Regions from separate parts of the Homo sapiens genome. Here region 2 is linked to region 1. Evidence: chromatin loops called from intact Hi-C (ENCODE). Cell type or tissue: mammary epithelial cell. All regions are shown on one strand. Each heading gives the region's core, and the rest is flanking DNA. Links, peaks and the distances in the headings are about the cores only.

Region 1 (8,456 bases), core at 325-8,324:
CTTAGTCTAGGTAGATACTTTCACTGGATAGGTAGAGGCCTTTTCTACAGGGTCTGAGAAGGCCACGGCAGTCATTTCTTCCATTCTGTCAGACATAATTCCTCAGTTAAGCCTTCCCACCTCAATACAGTCTGATAACAGATGAGCCTTTATTAGTCAAATCAGCCAAGCAGTTTTTCAGGCTCTTAGTATTCAGTGAAACCTTTATATCCCTTACGGTCCTCCGTCTTCAAGAAAAGTAGAATGGACTAAAGGTCTTTTAAAAACACACCTCACCAAGTTCAGCCACCAAAAAGGACTGGACAATACTTTTACCACTTTCCCTTCTCAGAATTCAGGCCTGTCCTCGGAATGCTACAGGGTACAGCCCATTTAAGCTCCTGTATAGACGCTCCTTTTTATTAGGCCCCAGTCTCATTCCAGACACCAGACCAACTTAGACTGTGCCCCCAAAAACTTGTCATCCCTACTATCTTGTCAAGTCATACTCCTATTCACCGTTCTCAACTACTCATACATGCCCTGCTCTTGTTTACACTGTTTTTCCAAGCCATCACAGCTGATATCTCCTGGTGCTATCCCCAAACTGCCACTCTTAACCCTTGAAGTAAATAAATAATCTTTGCTGGCAGGACTATGCTGAATCTCCTTAGGCACTCTCTAATCAGATATCCTGAGTAGTCCCAATTCTTAGACCTTTTATACCTGTTTTTCTCCTTCTGTTATTCCATTTAGTTTTTCAATTCATCCAAAACCGTATCCAGGCCATCACCAATCATTCTATACGACAAATGTTTCTTCTAACAACCCCACAATATCACCCCTTACCACAAGACCTGCCTCCAGCTTAATCTCTCCCACTCTAGGTTCCCACGCCGCCCCTAATCCTGCTTGAAGCAGCCCTGAGAAACATCGCCCATTCTCTCTCCATACCACCCCCCAAAAATTTTCGCCGCCCCAACACTTCAACACTATTTTATTTTTCTTATTAATATAAGAAGGCAGGAATGTCAGGCCTCTGAGCCCAAGCCAAGCCATCGCATCCCGTGACTTGCACGTATACACCCAGATGGCCTGAAGTAACTGAAGAATCAAAAGAAGTGAATATGCCCTGCCCCACCTTAACTGATGACATTCCGCCACAAAAGAAGTGTAAATGGCTGGTCTTTGCCTTAAGTGATGACATTACCTTGTGAAAGTCCTTCTCCTGGCTCATCCTGGCTCAAAAAACACCTCCATTGAGCACCTTGCGACCCCCACTCCTGCCCACCAGAGAACAAACCCCCTTTGACTGTAATTTTCTTTTACCTACCCAAATCCTGTAAAACGGCCCCACCCTTATCTCCCTTCGCTGACTCTCTTTTCAGACTCAGCCCGCCTGCACCCAGGTGAAATAAACAGCCATGTTGCTCACACAAAGCCTGTTTGGTGGTCTCTTCACACGGATGCACATGAAACTAATGATAAAATCTCCCTATATAGATAGTTAACAGCTGAAGTAGTTAAAGCACGGGCTCTCTCCAGGGGCAGCTATTAAGCACTTCAAATACTTCGAATTATATTTGCACCTGAGGGTTAACTAATATAAGGAATATCAGAAATAATATTTTAGTGGTGAAATGGTGTTCTTTGTATGTGGTGGCTTAAAATATTAATATTTTATGGCCACTGCTGCACTTTCATAAATGGAATATAAGAATCATGAGTCTAGCTGCTTAACAACAGAATATCTAGAACTCGATTTTATCTGTGCCTTGTCTTAATGTAGGACTCTGCCTTCCAATGTAGATGAAAAATAACAGATTCTACATGAGTATATTGTTTCATATGCTTCAGGGTAAAATTGTGATATAGAGTGCTTCAAAATATACTTAAAAGTAACGAGAGTTGCGATTCACCCAGCTTACAGGAATAGGTTATATGACTGATCTTTGAGCCTGCTTGCTAGTAAATATTATATGTGTGGCAGGATTCAGTTGGGATTTGCTTTTATTATGCAGTATCACCTAGTGGCAAAGTCTTAGCGGAAGAGATGTATAACTGGCACCAAGTAATATTTATCTTAACTCAGTTTGAAATCTTCCCTCCTCCTGCATTCCCTACCTCACCTGACCATGAGAAAGTAATTACAGAATCAAAAAGTCTTTGCATGTCCCTTGTAAAATATTATATTTTATTTATGTAAATTATATATGTACACACACATACACACCCACCTATATACATATTCCAGTTTGGTGGTTAAATTAATGAAAATATTAATATAACACAATAGAGAACACAGTTTGATGTTAAGAGATGTTCTTAGTGGGCAAATTAAGCAAATAAAATTATTAAGTGAATTGAGTGCATAGCAAATTAATTGGTTCACAGATTTTGTACTTGACAAGAATTTTAAAGGCCCAGAAAGATAATTTCTCTGTCTCAAGCAAACTGATTCAGTACATCGCAAATGCTTTTATCTTTCTTGGGAAGAAATGCTGTAGTCTTTCTTTGAGAACAAGGTTGTTTTAAGCATTGTTTTTATTGACAGCAATGAATGAAACATCTTACCTCCAAATGATATCCAACTCTGATGAAGGCACAAACTGGATCAAAAGCTCCAGTACCACAGGTCAGAAGGTGTGTCCTGTTATAGTGATGCAAAACCCGAACATAATTTGCACATTCACCCTAAAGCAGGAAAAAAAGGGAAGGAATCTATCAGTATAATAAACATGTTTCGTCCTTTTTGATTTTTGTTTTTCCTAGCCCTAGAAAGCTCATGTTTTACCGTAAATCTCTGTTGGGTGAAGGAGGCAAGAGGGGTAGAAGAAAAGAGGACAAGAACTTGGAGAAGAAACTGGGGTGATTGAAACACATTTTGGTTAGCAGTGATGTGTAAATTACATTTTATAATGAGACTGCATCATTTTTCATGTATTCTAGTTTACAACTGAGGAATAAAAAAAGCACTATTCAGAAATTTCTTCAAGTGTAAAAATTCTCATGACAATATGTTCCACTAAGTAATTAAGTTATTCCCAATGCTGTTAGTTTTTTAAGTACAGTATAAACAATGAATCAGCATAAAGTCATTAAAACCAAAAATTTGAAAAAGCATAGTTATTCATATGGAAATATGCAGTCTTTTTTTTTTTTTTTTTTTTTTCCCAAGACAGGGTCTCACTCTGTTGCCCAGGCTGGAACACAGTGGTGTAATTTCAGCTCACTGCAGCCTCGCATTCCCAGGCTCAAGTGATCCTCCCACCTCAGCCTCTGGAGTAGCTGCAACTACAGGCATGTGCCACCATGCCCAGCTAATCTTTTTGTATCTTTTGCAGAAATGGGGTTTCCCCATGTTGCCCAGGCTAGTCTCAAACTCCTGGGCTCAAGCGATCTGCCTGCCTCAGCCTCTCAAAATATGTAGTCTTTAGGGCAAACAGAATTTTAATGTTTTGGAAAGTAAGTCTTATATTCTCACACTCACAAATTCACATAAAGCACCTTCAGAGAGAATTGTTAAGTAAATATGGAAAACTAACCAACAAAAATAACATTTTGTTGCAGGACTATGATAAGATTACTATATTGCTGTAAGAAATAGTAGTAGACTGGGGATCAGCAAACTTTTTCTGTAAAGGACGAGAATGTAAATGTATTTAGTTTGATGAGCTATCTGGTCTCTGTTGCAACTATTCACCTTTGCAGCTATAGCATGAAAGGAGCCATAAACAATACAAAACTAAATGTGTGGGGCTGTGTTCAAATAAAACTTTATTTACAAAAATAGGCAAAAAGCCACCTTCGGCCTAGAAGCTCTAGTTTGTCAACACTGGTATTCAACTCTAAGCTTCTTGAGGGCAGAATCTATTTTACGCATCTCGGCATTTCCCAGTTAATTGAGCACAGCACCTAATACATAACATGCTTAACAAAGTTTTAATATATTCATCAGTAAATGAATTTTATGATCAGTATACTGAATTTAAAAAAATAGTTTACAATAGCTTTCAAAATCAACTTGGCTAAATTAATTTTAGCAAGCATTCTTTTGACAAATTAGGTGTTGCCATTCCATTAAAAATAAATTATGAAATAAATACTAAACTCTTTTAGTGCCCAGTATTACTTGAAATCAATACATGCAATCATCAGTTACTGTCACGTTTTATAAGGACCTGTTGTGATTTCAGCACTTTAAAGTCTATCCTATAACAGTATTAGGAGGAAAAGGCCAGTGGAATCACTTGGCTAGAATGAGGAGTGCACTATCGAATTGATTATCCAGAGCACACAGGTACACTTATTTCTTCAAGTTTGCATTCACATGATATTTTATTCTTTGGGTGACCCATATATTTGGTAGAATCTTTTCATTCAGGCATGGTGAAAATATGTGTTGTTTATTTCCATAAGCACCTGCACTTCCTCTCTTGACACACCGTCACATCTGAGAGGGAACCTATTAGACCACATTTTGGCTCAGCTGAGCTAGATTGACATGGCCTAAGAATATGTTCAATTAGTCAGCATCATGCTGTGGGCTAAGGCAACAGGAATGTGCTGACTCACTCCTTGGCTGTGACCCAGCTGCTACAGAGAATGAGGAGTTGGTATAATGTGTGTTAGTCATTTATATAGTTTTTTTTTTTTTAACTGAAAAAAAGGTTAAGTTCACTTTCACAGGCAGATGTCTAGGACTTCCTCCAGGGTGCATTTGTGTCACAAAATCAGCTAGCCACTGCTCGCATGTGAAAGTTCTATCACTGATGTCTTAGTGTGTTAGGGACTGTGTCTGGGTGCTGATACACAGCATTCTGCCACTCACACCCAGCAGGGAAACTACAGAAAGAGAGAATAATGCTTCTTAAAGTAGAAGAGACCCTAAAAATATTTAGGAATAGGTAAAATGTGTTTATTGCCTCTCTCAAACTTTTTGTTTCTTCATTCATTTCTAATTTACTAAACAATGTAAAGTGAAATCTCACAAAGAATGTGCTTAACTGTTCCTAGAAAAAAAAAATTACCTGCAATTATTTTTCTGCCAAATACATGAGAAATAAGCATTAGTATAAGGAATGTATAAACCCAAGTTGATTAAGATATTAGAAAACAAAATAAAAACCAAGATCTCAATGGCATCTCTGCTTCAACTCTACATTGAAATTAATTTTACATAATTATGTTTTATATGCCTATATATTTTTTCTTCATGAACCAAATTGCATACATACTTTTATAAGAGCAAATAAAAATTTCAGTGATTCAGTTCTTTGTGGTTAACTAGGGATATAATTGATGATTTGTTTAATTTACAATGAATCATACTTACCGCATCTTTTCCCTTCATTATGCATTCTTCCATTTTTAGAGCTGTACTCGGCCAGTGTATCTAAAATAAAAGATAATGTACTATTATGACAACTGCATATAAAAATAAACCACACTGAAAACCATTTCACTTTCTTCTACAGTTCAAAACATTTCCTTTTTTTTTTTTTTCTGTTTTCTGATAAGATACAGTGGGTCTTTGTGTTATTCACAGAATTATTTGCATAATTAAGAAACGTATCGCTGGGCTTTTACTTTATGATAAATCCTTTTTTTTCTTGAATATTTTTGAAAGCTCACTTCAAGTCTTGGCCCTTCAGAGGACAGCCATGCCTTAACTAGCCCTTTCCCATGTTAAACCTGAGTGGTGCTCCAACTCAGGCACCTCCTGCAGTTTCTTGTGTTTTTACTACTTAACACAGAACCTGCTGTGTGGTGGGCTCTCCTAATGTTTGCTGCATACAATGATTAAAGGATGAATGACTCTTTAAATGCTGACTTATAATGTATCATCCAGTAATACACCATACTGTCTCTTTGATTATTTATTTATTTATTATCTTTTATTTTTTTGAGGTGGATTCTGGCTCTGTCACCCAGGCTGGAGTGCAGCGGTGTGATCTCGGCTCATTGCAGCCTCCGCCTCCTGGGTTCAAGCAATTCTCCTGCCCCAGCCTCCCGAGTAGCTGGGACTATGGCCCACCCAGCTAATTTTTTTGTATTTTTAGTAGAGACAGGGTTTCACAGTGTTAGCCAGGATGGTCTCGATCTCCTGGCCTCGTGATCTGCCTGCCTCGGCCTCCCAAAGTGATTATTTTTTAAAAAACATTGTTTAACTCTACCAGTTTCCAACTGGGTATCCAAAAGTTTTAATTGTATTTTAAGATTGTTGGTTTCTTCCTTTATACATTCCTTAAAACTTATATTTTAAGTTTGTTGGTTTATTCTCTGATAAGAAGAATATATCGAATTTTTCTTTTTCACCTCTAATAGTATCTAGCACTTTCCTGAGACCACAAGCAGAAATCAGTTATACTTGTTAACTGGTTCCACAAATTTCTAATTGCAAAACTTAATTTATTTTTGGAAGAAATTTTTTACTTTATCACTTTCTTTCCTTTTCTTTTCTCAGACTCCTTTTGGTCCCCTTTTTGCTTAATCTATAGAATTGATTGTACTATGTGCCAGGCATTGTGTTTTGAACTTTATTTTATTTTTTCCTTCTTTTGCTTTATCAACTTACGTGCAGAGGTTTGAGTTTGTTATATTACTCAATTCATAATTCATTTTCATCAACACTCTTAAAAGGTCCCTCTTTTATTTTAGTTAATTATTTATTTCCTTCTTCCCATTCCATGTTTTATTTCCATCCCCCAGGAGGCAACTATTGTATCCTGTTACCAGGTGCCTTCTTTGTATGTATTCTTAGAAAGTGTATACTATTGCTTTTTGTGCATATATTTCTAATTTATGTAAATAGTATTGAAGTTAAATCTCATCTCTTTCTTATCTTTTTCACTAAGAACTGGGTTTTTGAGTTCCCTCAATAGTCCTATGCACACATATAGTCTGCTGTTTCTGAGTGTTTTGTAATGTTAAGGTGTGGTTCCCCCACATTTTCTTTTTTTTTTTTTTTTGGATCTTAAAGTGGAAAACATGTTTATTAACATTCAAACTCCCCTCATACAAGGCCATATAAAAATCCTTAGCATTTTGATTATACATTAGTCTACATTTTCTACATAGTTACAATGATGTATAATTTAGCTTTTCATAATACAGTGTTTCAATACATCATTAGTTCTGTTAAACATAAGTCACTTACTTTCAAATCCAATACTTGAACAGTTTTCTCTGTACATAGTTTAGCAGGGCTAATTAGCATAAGATGCTATTTGTTAAGAGGTATATGATCTGAGTATTAACAGTTGCTGAAGTTTGGTATTTTTATGCAGCATTTTCTTTTTGCTTTGATAACAACACTACAGAACCCTTAAGGACACTGAAAATTAGTAAGTAAAGTTCAGAAACATTAGCTGCTCAATCAAATCTCTACATAACACTATAGTAATTAAAACATTAAAAAAAAAGTGTTGAAATCTGCACTAGTATAGACCGCTCCTGTCAGGATAAGACTGCTTTGGAACAGAAAGGGAAAAAACAGCTTTGAGTTTCTTCGTGCTGATAGGAGGAAAGGCTGAATTACCTTGTTGCCTCTCCCTAATGATTGGCAGGTCGGGTAAATGCCAGAACATATTCCAACTCAACAACTCTAGGTAACTTTATGGAGGTGGAAGCTGGGTTAGTTCATGCTAGGTGGCTGTAGCACTGACCTCATGTACAAAACTCAAAACACTTAAATACTGTGATCTAAGTCTTAATTGCAAGCTATACTGAGGATTTTTTTGTTTGTTTGTTTTGGCTATACTTTCATTCCAAAAGAAGAGCTGAATTGATGTTTGAGTTACAGCACCAGTCTATTATTAGTGAATGAAGTATACTCTTGCAGATAAATACCAGATCAAAAATCCCATTTCAGTAATTTGATTAAACTGTAGAATACTAAAAAATAAGGTATTTCTACAGAAATCTTTGAAGGGAGCAAAAAATCAAATTACAGTATATACCTAAATATTTTAAAGTGAAATAAACCAATCATCTTCTGAAAGTCAAACAGTATTTGCTATGTTGTAATCCCATTCACCATTAGGCTGCAACTGGACCACGACATCATGTTTATTAATTTCATTTTCTGCATCACTACTGTCAGTATCTTCATTGTCGTCTTCCTATTTTCTTATCAACTCTCCCAGCGATGGATACCCAGATTGCTTCCAAGTCTCTATCACATCAAACAAATTGTTACCTTTTTGTACATGCCCTTTTTGGATCTGTGTAAGAAAATCGTTGGTATATATACACAACAGAAGAATTACTGCTCTCCGAAATGGCTACATGTCTATACCAGCAATCCATGCCCCCATACCCTCACTTAGCATGATCAACTTTTCCAATTTTGGTGTCAGGTGCTTTAAATACAATATCTAATTTAATCCTTACCACAACTTTATCAAAGAGATGCTATTATTTTGGGAGTTTCTTTTAAAAATTCATATTTATCTGTGGAAACCCACACTGCAATA
Region 2 (8,456 bases), core at 109-8,108, 58 kb before region 1:
TATGACTTTTTTATTTAACTAGGAAAATTTGGCATAATTCTCAAGTAATGTCATAGGTGCAACTCCCCATAATTTGGATTTTTATTTTTTTTTAGGTTTCTTCATTCGGCCTTGTCAGTGCACTTTCACCCTGATACAGTAAATATATTTTGCAGATATTAAACAATATTAATACTGCAAACTCTCCTAAATAGAATAGTGGAGAGATACAGTAATCATGATTATTACTTTGTTCATAAATAATTTGCCTCTCTCAGGAATATAGAAACACCCATTTCTTTTCTTCCTTTAACAAAGGAAGAAAGCTTTTCAAGAAAGTTTGAAATACACACACAACACCCATACTATATATGTATATAAATATATACATACACCACACACACAATATATATATGCACACATATTTATATGTAAATTTATTTTCGAACATCTTCTTAAATGGCAAGGTAACTTTACATTTGTAATTTTATTTGATTCTCTCAATATATGTTGCTACTCCTATTGGTTTTAAATGTTCCCAAACAACCTCTCTAAATATTCAGTAAGTTACAGATGGCTTTTTTAAAAATAATTTTAACCAACCGAATTGTTCAAACATAGCTATGTATATTATTTGTACTGTGTACTAAAGGAATAAAAAAGGTTTTGATCAAATTCATTAAGAAAAATAAAGTTCAAATTTCTGCATGGGAAGAAGGACAGTCTAATCATAGACGATTTCTTCTTGGTATAGCTTCAAAAATGGGGAAAATCATGCAAAATACAAGGTCCTTTTAAGATACACCTTTCACTAGATATGAAATGTAGAGGTTGGTATAGTAAATATCAATTGTAGGCAGTCTAAAGAATACTAGAAAATATTTAAAAGTAGAAACTTACTATAAACTTAATAAAGGCCTGACCATAAATTGTGAGATAAGCAAGCATAATGAGAGAGAAAGCCTCACCACACAGAGTCGCCCGACCCTGGTGTAAATTGCGTGAGCATTGTTTTCTGCCTCCAGTGCCTTCTCAGTAAAAAAGAAATATACTTTGTTGTCATCTCTGTCTTCATTGTCAGGAATCATGTATGAACCTACAAATTTTGGTTCTATAGGAGCAAAAAATAGGAGAAAAAGTGAAATAGATATTACAACTAAATGCTAACAAGTTATTCCAATAAATTGTATATCATCTGAATCCTTAAGTTTAACTTTCACCATTTCATAAAGAAATATTTTTCTTGAATTTTTTTACCAAACATTAAAAACTATGTTGATATCTCCACTTTATTTGCATATTAACAGCCCTTTTAGAAATATTACAAGAATATTTAATTGGAAAATAAAAGAATCCAGGAGAGAAGAAGAATTTCAAACAACATGCAATGCGAACTTAAAATGCATTCAGGAAAGAGCAGATTGGGAGCACAATGAAGACAAATCTCTACAAATTTCCTCCCATTGTAGGTAAAAACTAAATGTAAGTATAAGTAACATATTAAAGTAAATAAATCTATCATAATTTATTTTTAATTCATAAATGATCTACCAGTATAGCGCATAGATCATTTTAGTTTCAAAGTAGAAAATTTATTTTACGTTTTTGGGATTGTAGTCCAAGAGATTTGAATAAATGTTCTTTGATATGGTATGTAAAATATATGAATGGTATCATCAATGACTATGCATTTTAAAGCTTAATAAAAATGTGGAAAGTAATTAAAATGCTCACCATAAAACAATATTCTAGCACCTCCATATACCAGTGTGCCAAAATATAAAACTTACTTCTTACAAAGAACTCTGTATCAATGAATGTCTAGTGACTTTCCTAGAGTTTTGTCTCTAAAGTCTAATGCAATCCTATTAAAACAAGCAAAGCAGGGCAATCAATTCATCAAAGATTATATCAATTGATAAAAGTAGACAAAACAGCTTATTGGATGATGGACTTTTCACTTTTCATACATTTGTTTTGTTTTCCTTATTCAAATACTGATTTCTAAGCATTGCTCGGAAGGTATACTGATTTTATAATTAAGCCAATCAATTTTGATAGAAAATGATGTACATATATTATATACAATATTTTAATTCAAGAATGTTGCTAGTAAAACATTCTGAAATTTGTAAAGGAATTGTATTTATATTCTTATTATTATCAAAATGGCAACATTTTCCGTAAGTTTTAGAGTTGATTTCAATCCTAATTCACATACTCTTTTCCTCATCCTTACCTTTCAACAGACGCTCATCGTCATGCTCAGTGCGGATATGGGCCAGTCGCCCCATGCTGCGGAAGATCGCAGCGTCTCTGCTCCAGTAGTCACTGTAGAGTCCAGCAAACAATTCACTACCTACACGGGAGCATCAGTAAAAAAGAAGTCAGTATTTGTTAATATGTTAACAAATTAAACACATCCAAATTTAATATGTGTATCTATAATATGTACTTTATGACATTAATACTATTGCTGTTAGGAGCATGGATGGTATAGTAAGACTCCCAGGGTTTGAGTCCAGAGTCTGTCACTTACTAGGTGTGAACTTGGGCAAGTTGCTAAGTTCCCTGTGCCTCAGTTTCCTCATTTAGAAATTAGAAAAGTAATTGCATTCAGTAAGATAGTTAAGAGCAAAGCACTTGGAAGATCAGCTGGTAAATAGTAAGACCTATATGAGTTTTTGGTAAATACCTTGGCTTCATTTATTTTCCTAGACTTCTTTTAACCTCCCTATCATCAGGGCTTTATCATTATGATTGTTATTGTGATGATTACAGGTTTTATATGTCAGTCAGCTAATTCAAATCCTTCTTGTAACAAGATACTGCTATCATGAATATGATTTTAGTGTGGGAACAACAAAGTCTAACAAAGATGATATAATCCAATCAGTTGTCATTCAATTTGTAAATTTGTGGCTCAGTCAGATAGGAAGGATATAAAAAGCGCTCAAAATTTAATCAGACAGTCAACAAAATGATTGAAGGAAGTTAGTTGCAACATGTGGTGGCAGTCACAGTCTTAAAATCAGACTGAGAAATTACATAATGTATTCAGGGTCTCAGGAAATAACCATGTGTCTTTTGAGTAAGAAAAAAGACATTAAAATAACTTAAGGGAGAGTATAACTTGAACTCCAGGAAGATCAATAGCTCTGAAGCATAGGGACTTAGAATCCTTTCCCAAAACTCACAAGAGGTAATCAGTGTGCCCATCAGTTTTACCAGAAGGATGTCCTGGCCATACCCGGCTCAGTTGTCCTGTCTGGAGCAAAAATCTCTGGCCAAGAAACAAATGATAACAGCAGATTGCTGGAAACAGCAACCTCAAAGCAAAGTGGTAAAATTGTTTTCTTAATGAGTGGCATATAACATTGGTCTAGTTCTAAAACAGATATGATTATTATATTACATAGTACTAATGCTTTTTTGTTAAGTTTGCAATGTGTATGCATACACATATTTAAAATGCTTTAAAGGTTAAGAGATTTCAAAATTAATTGTATTTCCAACTTAATATATCTAATTATGTAATTAATTTTATAATTAGGATTATTAAAGTTGCAGGTATAAGAATTTGACCAAATATATAAACAGAATTTAAAAGATATTGAATACTTTATTTATAAATTTTATTTATTAGAACTTTAAAAATTGTTTAATTATTTATGAAGGACTTTTTTCCCAAGGTAAGGTCTTTAAAGCTTTGGAAAACTTCAGAAGTGTAAGCATTTTTGTATGATTTAACATTTGAGAAAATGATCAATTAAATTATATATAAGACAAATTAAAAGGAAGTTTATTTTCAACTTGCATTAACTATTAATATTTTAAAGGTAAAGATGATTGCTTTTGTTATACCAAATTTAGAATAATATGATATAAATTAAACTCAAAGATTAAAAAAATAAGCTTTAGAAGTACTACTATAATAGTCTTTTTCATTTTAAAAAGATAAATAATTCTAATTAGTTTTTCTCTGTTCACAAAATCCTCTATGGATGCCTAAAACACTCTATGAGATACAAATAAATACAATCTATGGTTTCCAAAAAAGAATTCATTTTAAAATTATATATTCTAAATGAGAGAGGAAAAAGTAAATGTGTCAGAGTGTTAACAATTGGTGAATCAAGGTAAATGGTATACAGGTGTTAATTTTAGTTTTACTTCAAATTTCTTTGTATTTGAAAATTTTCAAGATCACAGAGTTTTTAAAAAGATATATTTGTTGAGTTCTTCTAGTATATTCAACTTACGCTAAGTGAGAGGTATGATGTAAGGAAAATAACAAAAACTAAATGACTATTTAAATCTGGACTTAACAATATATAATTTGGTAGAGAAAAGTTATGTTAGAACTCTTAAGCATATCATGTTATTTGATAATAGAAAGGGAAAAGATTAACATAATTTTTTATCAAAGTCATTTAATTAGTGCTGTCTTTCCCAGAAATTTTATGTCTATGTTTGAAGAAGTAGTATTTTGAGACCAAATGCATAAATGCATTCAGTGGTTAGGAATATGACCTGTTACCTGGAATTCAGTCTGCATTATTTGAACATGGATAAAAGAGAGTCATTAAAAGGACTTTGGAATCATCAACTCTATGGCATAAACAACCAAGTTGACACTTAAAAAAATTGACTATTAACACATGAGTGAGGATTTCTCTGAAATATTTTTGTTTTTAATTATTATAGTTGAGTTATGTTTACCACACCAAATATAAAGACCAGCTTGTTAAATGGTTGAAAATATAATTTATTTCGCTACTGTGGGCTGGTCTGAATCTTTAATGTATAATGGGAATGAAGATTAGATTTCTTTAAAATCATGAGTTTTCTATTCTTTACATTTTTAATATTTGATTTTATATCTTAAAGTATTTTAGACTTTGATAATTGAAAATATTTTTATGGGAAAATAATATTTATATTAGTACACTTCGATTTTAATGGATTTATCCTAATTTGGAACATTGTTTCAAAATTATCGTTTTAACCAATGCTATAAAATTAACAAACAAGTATTCCTTGGAGCCACTAGGTGGCAGCCCTATGATGCTAGATAATACCATATTCAGAGACAATTCTCTGCACAAGAGAAAAAATAATGTATTCTCAATGTTACCCAGTTTCCCATTTTGCACTCAGGACAGAGAAAATTGTGAGCAATTCCCATAACACAATATGAACTGTATGACTTGAATTTCAAAGACACTATATAGGTGCTAAAAACTGTAAGCAACGTAAATAGAAACAAATGTGTTTCTGTTGGAAATGTTAGGTTTTCCTCAGAAGGGAGAGATATTCCTTTCATATCTTCATATCAATGCAAATTTAAAAAAATTCATAGTAATTGATAATAATTATGTTTAGCAAAATACTTTCCTAAGAAAATTAGAAAAGAAAGACAACACATTAGTGAAAAATAAATAATAATATTAATAAAACCTTAGGTAAAATAATACCTAATAGTAATTAAGTAAGCAAAAATACTGGGCATTATTAAAATTTTTAATACAATTTGTAGGAAATACATAGTCTCTAATTAAATTTATTATAACTATTTGGTATCAGAAAAGTTGTGAATCAATACATTGATCTTTTACAGAATGCAAAAATAACATCTAGATAAATCATATTTTCATGGATTAAAATAGGAAAACATTTTATAAAAAGATTAAAATACCTTTTAGGGCTTCAGTTATAACAGAAGAACTATCTAAGGATTTAGTTTTCTATGTCTATGGAGATGGGCGAGTTTAACAACTTCTCACACTCAACAATAGTCTTTATATAGAGAAGAAAGAATAGTAGAAATAGTTCTGCAGTGGAAATCTGGCAAGCCAAGTCTCTAGCTCAAAATCTGCTGTTTGACCACCACAAACTGCTCAAAATCTCAAGGTCTCAGTTATCTGCAGAATCAAAGAGACTGCCATGTAATTCTCGGAAACTGCCAAGCTTTTATGTTCTCTCTGCTCTTTGGCCTAGAATTCCACACCTCTCTTCTCACTTCACCTTCCTTTTGCCTGGTTATTGTCCGCTTTTTCCATGACACCTTGTCTGGCCAAACTTTTTTAGTGTAGTGGTTCCTAGTGCCACTGTAGCTCTGGTACCTATTTCTATCCTACTGCTCATCCAACTATATTTTTATTGACTCCTTGTGTGTTTGAAATGATGCCTCATTAATGTCTGAAATACAAAAAATGCTCAATAAATATCTGTTGAATCAAAGAATGGCTTAATGAGTTCATAATTAAATATATCAGAAGTTCCTTTCAGGGTTTAAAAAAGGTTATGAAAGGCTGTGAAGTGTCAACAATCAGGGCCAGGTGCAGTGATTCTCGCCTGTAATCCCAGCACTTTGTGCAGCCCAGGCCGGAGGATCGCTTGAGTTCAGATGTTCAAGATCAGCCTGGGCAACATAAAGAGACCCCCATCTCTACAAATAATAATAATAATGATAAATAATAAAGTAGCTGGGCATGGGGGCCTACACCTGTGGTCCCAGCTACTCAGGAGGCTGAGGTGGGAGAATCTCTTGAGCCAGGCAGGTAGAGGCTGCAGTGAACTATGATTGTGCTACTGCACTCCAGCCGAGCCAGACCCTGCCTAAAAAAAGATAAAAAAAAAAAAAAAAACACACAGGATAAGATCTTAACTTTTAAAAACTGTTTCAGAGAGAAAATATCAAACGAAAGAAAAGGCTATTGGGAATTTACGTGGATAACAAATTTGAATTTTTGTTCCTTGAGGGCCTTACGTTATTAATTTTAATAGATTAAAACAGGAACTCTATTTTTTTCAAAAATTGATCCCCAAGAATTTCAGCCCAAAGGACATTATATTGTGATTAAAAGAGTGTGTCAACACTAAATTGCTTATGTGAAAGAAAATAAGACAATCATTTGACTCTTTGAAATAGATAAAAACACATTCTTTATATTAATTCTAAAATGTGTAACTAAAATACTTTTCTATATAACTCCTTTTTTTTACAATGTGAACTCTAGTTGAAGTTTTAATTAAATCCATTGCATTGCCTTAATATTTTATGGAACGTATCAAGAGTTTTGTTCATGGACTATATATTATCTGAGTTTTTATTTACCATGTTGGATTTTAATTGTATAACAAGAAAAATTCACAGTAGTGTTTCATGACCTTCTTATCTTGTTAAGTTTTACTCAAGCATTGCTTCTGTTTATGTTATAAATGTATGTTATGCAAATCTAAATAATGTGAAACATATTTGCCTCATGGAACAGCATATGGCTAAAGACTGATTTAGCTGCCTCACTTTATAACTGAATTTTATAATTTTGTTAGAACATTATTCTATTGTGGATGGACTGTTTTGCAGAATCACTATGACATGCATAGCTACAAAGAGAAACAAAATGCACTTGGGAGGATGAGGATGGATGAAAATGACTCACATATTTCAACATCCCGGTTCACACTCACATTCTGCTTAGGATGCTGAAAGAAACCAGGAAGAATGTGAGATTCTGAATGTGTGATTTTATTAGGCATTTAGCTGTTGTTTGGGCTTTCGGTTTATTTTGGTTTGGGAAGATGATTAGCACTAGCTCTCAATGTTAAGAAGGTGGTTTTGAGGCATGAAGGAACAATAAAAATATCTTTTGAATCTGTTTATTTGTGTGTGCCAGCACCCATGGCTGTACTCTTGAGTTTTCTTGGTGGCAAACCAATGATATTGATACCATGAGGGTTAAAACAGATTCTCAAAGGAGAGAATATAAGTGGGGAATTGAAGAGTGGGGCTTTTTTCTTAGTCCTTTACCTCTTTTCGTTGTGACGGAACCATAAGTAAAGTATTCAAATAGCTCCTCAGAGACTAGCAGTCATGGCCAGAAGCTACAATAAGCATGTGGATAATGGGCATTCTGCCAAGTGAGAGAGAGAGCGAGCAGCAGCATTGGATAAGAAATTATAGATATTCTTTAGGGACAGGAAAGTGGTAAGGGAATAACCTGAAGTCTATGTTTCTATATAGTTGAGGTGAATTCAAAACACGAGGCAACACATTTGCTTATTATGTTTGTAGAACTTACCATTATAAAGACAAATATTCTAACTTCATTTATAATTTTTTCATTTATTTTTCTAATAAATGACCTTACTTTGTGCCAGTTTATTCCCTGAATGCAAATATAGTTAATTAAAAATAAACAATTATTTATTTAAAATGTTTTAATATTATTAACAACTTGAAACAATAACTTAAATTTTCTCTGCATGCATTCTAACTCCCATTCATTCAATTGACATTGACTTTTAATTTACAAAATTCATAATAAGGATATATATTCACAAAGGTATTATTATTATGGATAAAAGCTCAGTCAGGAAGAGGATTTCAGTGGCTGTAAACTTTGTAGTTTTATTTGCTGAAAAAAGTAATAGAAAAAAAGTGTAGGAAAAATTCATGGACTATAAAATGT

Evidence for each region. Hi-C counts contacts between places; a loop is a spot of excess contacts. Peaks named below come from ENCODE experiments on the same cell type or tissue, not always from the same donor. Only the 100,000 strongest peaks of a DNase experiment are listed, where the experiment ranks them.
Region 2: it touches region 1 in a loop (2.3-fold over the local background); 3 of 110 quality-filtered maps call a loop at or near these places.

Annotation. Positions count from the first base shown.
Region 1 is chr7:83,463,929-83,472,384 of GRCh38, forward strand. It overlaps SEMA3E (semaphorin 3E), which reads right to left. Exons shown (of 17, transcript NM_012431.3): 3 at 5,315-5,374; 4 at 2,554-2,673. LOC105375378 (a long non-coding RNA gene) reads right to left here. Exons shown (of 3, transcript XR_927716.3): 3 at 7,805-8,102. Among named protein-coding and RNA genes, the nearest start is that of SEMA3E, 180 kb to the right of the region's middle. RefSeq lists enhancers at 694-1,636, 4,602-4,861. In mammary epithelial cell, for the core only: a CTCF peak has its summit at 4,686; DNase peaks (open chromatin) are centred at 4,543 and 5,313; H3K27ac peaks cover 604 bases.
Region 2 is chr7:83,406,150-83,414,605 of GRCh38, forward strand. SEMA3E (semaphorin 3E) reads right to left here. Exons shown (of 17, transcript NM_012431.3): 6 at 2,219-2,338; 7 at 948-1,090. Among named protein-coding and RNA genes, the nearest start is that of SEMA3E, 240 kb to the right of the region's middle. In mammary epithelial cell, for the core only: a CTCF peak has its summit at 5,034 (motif pointing right); no DNase peak of the experiment used is centred there; H3K27me3 peaks cover 155 bases.